Linked DNA regions of Homo sapiens: region 1 is linked to region 2. Evidence: read pairs that join two places in POLR2A ChIA-PET (ENCODE). Cell type or tissue: PC-9. All regions are shown on one strand. Each heading gives the region's core, and the rest is flanking DNA. Links, peaks and the distances in the headings are about the cores only.

Region 1 (2,818 bases), core at 227-2,726, 48 kb before region 2:
TAGCACTGTTTAGAAAAATGGCCCGGTCCACAATCACAGGCAGAGCTTTCAATATCCCTTGCTCAATGACAAACAGAAAGAACAAATGGCTGGGCATGGTGGTTCACGCCTGTAATCCCAGCACTGTGGGAGGCCGAGGTGGGTGGATCACCTGAGGTCAGGAGTTCGAGATCAGCCTGGCCAACATGTTGAAACCCTGTCTCTACTAAAATACAAAAATTAGCTGGGTGTCGTGGCTCACCTGTAATCCTAGGTACTTGGGAGGCTGAGGCATGAGAATTGCTTAAACCCAGGAGACAGAAGTTGCAGTGAGCTGAGATTGCACCACTGCACTCCAGCCTGGGTGACAGAGTGAGACTCCATCTCATTTAAAAAAAAAAAAAAAAAAAAAGAACAAGTGGACATAAGTTACACACTCATGCTCAGAAAGTTCCTTCCATTCCAAGTAAGCTCTCCCACAGAATGCCGGTGAACACATCTATGCCTGTACCACTCAACATGCCTTTTTGGGGCAATGATCACTGAAAACCATGAATAAGTCTCATCATTGCTAATGTCATGACTGACAAATGCTTCCCCACAGAGAATATGGCCACTGCTCTGAGATGGAAATTTGAGTTCTAATTCTTTCTGGTCCACTAAAAATTCTTACAACTCAGCCAAATCTCAACTTTCCTTGACCTTAGTTATATTATTATACTTACATGATGAGGGGGCTGGGCAAGGTTACTTCTAAAATCCTTTGCCATGGTCTGAATGTTTGTGTCTCTCCCACCCCCAATTCATATGTTGAAACCTAAGCCACAGTGTGATGCTATTTGAGGGTGAAAGCTTTGGGAGACAATTAGGCATGAGGGCAGAGCCTTCAAGATTGACATTAGTACCCTTATAAAAGAGGGCCCAGAGAGCTCTCTTGCCCATTCCACCATATGAGGATACAGCAAAATACAAACAAAAACAAAAATAAAATAAATAAAAGATAAACAAAATTTAAGTTCTATGAACCAGGAAGCAAACTTTCACCAGACAACCAAGTATGCTGATGTCTTGATCTTGGACTTCTCAGCCTCTGCAACTGTGAGAAATAAACTTCTGTTGCTGATAAGGTACCCAGTCTATGGTATTCTGTTACAGCAGCCTGAAGGGACTGGAAGACATCCTTCCAGCTTTTGTGTTCGAACTTGAACTATGCCATCAATTGTCACCACCTCAGGAATATTAAATCAAGTCAGGGCTTGCAATGTGAGTCCCTGGGAGTCCTGTCTGGCTGCTCTGTGGGGAAGTGTGAGTACCTGCTGTGTAGAGATGACCTTGTGGAGGTAGCTGCCCTGTGACCCTTTGACCTTCAAGATGGAATGGACAGGGGTTGAACCTCTGAATAACAGTGCTCAAGGCATTTCTCCTCATTCTTTTTGTATGGCTTCCAGTTCCCAGTGCCCCACCCTTACTGTCTGTGCTGTGACCTGAAGTGTGAACTCGGCTGCAGCGAGACCTACCCGAGGAGGAACAGCCTGCAGAGCGGTGATGTAGTTCTCCAGGGCCAGGCGGCGGCGGTCATTGAGCATGGCTTCCACTCTGGCCATGTGTGTCTCCACCAGCTGCTGTCTCTCGTTGGCTGCTTCCTGTTCCAAAGATTCCACTTTCTCCTGGAAATGCTGCCATCATAAACACATATGTCCATGGGGACTGAATAAGTAGGATGAAGCAGCAATTTCAAGTCTTCTAAAAAAGACATCCTATTCCATTTTCTTCTAGTGCTAAAAAGTATCCTAAAGACTGCATAGTCATTCCAACATTGACTAATTCTACGTTTTATAGCTTACTTCACTTTCTTGCACTCTCCAACCCTCATCAAACCTACTTTCTCATTGAAAATCAGTATTTCATAGGCTCTCTGAAGGCTGATTTGACTAATAACTTTGGATAAATATATGCACTCTTGAAACTCTTATATTACATATTAAAAAAAAATCCCTCTCTTACTAACAGTACCTCAAGTAATTGACCATAATAAACTGTTGGTTTACTTAAGGTAATTTTGAGACTGGTTTCCATCAAAAATTCAAATTCTCATAATTTTTGCTGGAGGGAGAAGCAGCAGAAGATTGTGGTGACTGAAAAGATGTATTATTAATAAAAAGTAGATTGCAAGTTACAATGTGAGTTTTATGGCAATGAATTATAACTTGAAATAATTGGGAGCAAATATAAGGCAGGATTTAAACAACTCAATTACTAGACAATGATTAAGAACAGCTGAAGTTCATGGGACTATGAACAATCACACGTGAGGTGCTGGCAGATAAAGGTAAACCTGCAGACACTCATTAAAAAGACTGCTGGCATGTGATGTTTGGTAGGAAATGGGTTCAGGTTTTACCTGGATAACTGCCTTCTTATCAGCTTTAGGCAAGTTCTTTGCTTGACGTTCTGCCTCTTCCCATTCTCTCATGACCTATAAATTAAGGAAACATTTGAATTTAAAATCATCAGTTCATCCTTTGAATACAGACTTAATAGGATGGATGATTATGTTTTTCCTCTATTTTTGTCATTTTAGATATTTAAAAAATTTATTACATACCCCTTCCTATCTGAAGAATATTTGACCTCCCACTAGGATATAAATAATTAATCACAGCAGTATATTAAACATAAATGTTCATATTTATTGCAGGAATATAGCTTTTTGAGTCAAGGTTGGTCTTTTTTTACCCCGAGAACTGACAGTCATTTGATTTGATGTGAACAAATACCAACTATTCATGGAAGGCACACATTAACTGAACAAGGTCTTCCAATATTAAACTGAACACCT
Region 2 (2,818 bases), core at 315-2,814:
TGGATATTTCCAACTCTGGTATTACGCTTTCTTTTCCTTGGGGGTGGGGGGAATCCAAGCAAATGGTGGATTACCTCGAACCACCTCTTCCACAGACTCTGTGGTGGTGGTGGTGGTGGTGGCAATGCTGGTGGTTCTCTCTGTGGCTTCTTCGTAGGGTTCCTCAGCCTCTTCCTCTACCTCATCACCATCCTCATCGTCCTCGTCATCATCGGCTTCTTCTTCTTCCACCTCAGCCACTTCTTCCTCCTCTGCTACTTCTACTACTTTGTCTTCACTGTGAAGGCAAACACAAATAACAGAAAAAGTCAATTAAACACATTTCAGGGAAGGAAAAGAAAAGTCGTCCATATGGAATTTTGGCAATTTGAGAAGAAACACACCCAAAACTTCAATTCAGCAGGTCTAAGTATAAATCCCAGCTCAGTGGGTCTGCAAAAATTTTTATCCTTGGGGACAGTTCTTAGTTTCTGCAGTTGCTAAAAGGGGATGCCATGAGTCTAACCACAGGACATTCTGGAAAAGGGAAAATTACGGAGACAATAAAAAGATCAGCGGTTGCCAGTGGTTCAGGGGGAGTGGGGAAGGGATGAATAGGTGGAGTAGAGAGGATTTTTAGAAACTACTCTGCACGATACTGTCATAAGTAATAATAGATACACAGCATTAAGCATTTGTCAAAACCAAGAGACTATACTACACAAAAAGTCGCCTCTCATGTTAAAACAGGAATACTGGTTAATAATAGTGTATCGATATTGGTTCAAACGTACCATACTAAGGCAAAATGTTAATCCAGGGGAAACTGTTGGGGAGTGGGGAAGTGAGAGGTAGAGGGAACTTTTTGTAGTTTCTGCTTGAATTCTTTGTAAACCTAAAACTGCTCTGAAAAATGTAGTCCATTATAAAAAGTGGGGTGGTGGATATCAAAACTGAGTTTGCCGTATTATGGGAATTACTTCTCATAGTGCACATACAAGAGCCGCAACGCATTGCACGGTAGCGGATACTCAGTATATGCTGGTGGAAATTGGTTTAAAAACTGCAACTGAGAGCTTAAACTGGACACACAGGTGGAAGATGAAGCTGACTTAAGTAAACCTGCAATGCCCTGTGGTCAGGGATGCCTGCTGGAACTCACACAGGTGGAAGATGAAACTGACTTAAGTAAACCTGCAATGCCCTGTGGTCAGGGATGCCTGCTGGAACTCACACAGGTGGAAGATGAAACTGACTTAAGTAAACCTGCAATGCCCTGTGGTCAGGGATGCCTGCTGGAACTCACACAGGTGGAAGATGAAACTGACTTAAGTAAATCTGCAATGCCCTGTGGTCAGGGATGCCTGCTGGAACTATTTAGTTGCGTACCCTATGGTTACTAACTGCTTATGTTTTGTAGAAAACCAAATATTTCAGTGGTTCTCAAATTTCAGTGAGCATCAGAATCACCTGGAAGGCTTATTGAAACACAGATCACCTACCTGCTAAATGTGGTGGCTCATGCCTGTAATCCCAGCACTGTGGAAGGCTGAGGTGGGAAAAAACCTAGAGGCCAGGAGTTTGAGACCAGCCTGGGCCACACGGTGAGACCCTGTCTCCAAAAAAATTAAAAAAAAAAAAAAAAAAAAGCCAGGCATGGTGGTGTGCACCTGTAGTTCCAGCTACTCAGAAGGCTGGGGCGGGAGGATTGCTTGAGCCCAGGAGTTCGAGGCTGCTGTGAGCTATGACTGCATCACTGCATTCCAGCTAGGGAGACAAAGACACTGCCTCCTTAAAAACAAACAAAAACCAGCCAGGCATGGTGGTGTGCACCTGTAGTTCCAGCTACTCAGAAGGCTGGGGCGGGAGGATTGCTTGAGCCCAGGAGTTCGAGGCTGCTGTGAGCTATGACTGCATCACTGCATTCCAGCCAGGGAGACAAAGACACTGTCTCCTTAAAAACAAACAAAAACCAACACAGATCACCAGGTGCCTGTGGCAGTTTCTAATGCAGCTCCAGAGTTTCTGAATCATGAGGCCTTGGTGGGGCCTGAGAATGTGCATTTCAAATTCCCAGGTAATACTGATGCTGGTGGTCAGGGGAAAATATTCTGAGATCCACTGCAATATGCTGAGAATAATGGCAAGAGATAACCAGTAACTCAGTGAAATTGGGAAGAGGATCAGAAATATTTATGGTATTAAACATTTACATGCTGATGCATCATAGTTTGTAAAAAATAAGCAAATTTGGATGGCAAAAGAAGGGCATGTCTAGAACAAAATTAAAAAGGCCTATTAGGAAATCCTTGTGGAAATCATGTACCTGTCAAGGCAGGCATGGTTGACAGCATTTGAATATCTAATAGTAAAAGCCTATCGTATACCACCTAGCAGGACTAGAGGAATAGATGTCCTTGATCAGATCACAAAACCAATACAGGAGAAAGACCTAGATGTGGCAGGGGGTTTCAACCTTTCTGGGGCAACTACCACAGGTCTATTCGAGAAGTACCATAGTAATAGAATTAAAAGCTGCTATGCTGACATTATAATGTACCCAGAAGGAAAAAAAAAAGCGAGAGGGAGAAAGCAGAAGGGAATTATTACCACAGAGCTGATTCTGGCCAACAAGGAGAAGCTCATCATTGGGAAAAGTGATAGGAACCCGGGATTTGTAGCCACAGGAAGCCTTGGACTCGTAGTGAGAGCACAGCATTATGTAGGAAATCAGATTCCAAACACGTGAGACAAGCGAACACTATGATTCCATGATCTACGACAATAGAAAGGAAGACTCCTCCATAAACCTGAAAGGCTTTCAAAGTCTAACAGGACC

What was found. ChIA-PET counts read pairs that join two places held together with the same protein. Peaks named below come from ENCODE experiments on the same cell type or tissue, not always from the same donor. Only the 100,000 strongest peaks of a DNase experiment are listed, where the experiment ranks them.
Region 1: POLR2A ChIA-PET joins it to region 2 with 8 read pairs; 4 of 35 experiments call an interaction of 5 or more read pairs at or near these places.

What each region holds. Positions count from the first base shown.
Region 1 is chr21:25,973,574-25,976,391 of GRCh38, forward strand. It overlaps APP (amyloid beta precursor protein), which reads right to left. Exons shown (of 18, transcript NM_000484.4): 10 at 2,381-2,455; 11 at 1,497-1,655. Among named protein-coding and RNA genes, the nearest start is that of APP, 200 kb to the right of the region's middle. In PC-9, for the core only: no CTCF peak of the experiment used is centred there; no DNase peak of the experiment used is centred there.
Region 2 is chr21:26,021,766-26,024,583 of GRCh38, forward strand. It overlaps APP (amyloid beta precursor protein), which reads right to left. Exons shown (of 18, transcript NM_000484.4): 6 at 75-277. Among named protein-coding and RNA genes, the nearest start is that of APP, 150 kb to the right of the region's middle. RefSeq lists an enhancer at 1,588-2,087. In PC-9, for the core only: no CTCF peak of the experiment used is centred there; a DNase peak (open chromatin) is centred at 1,386.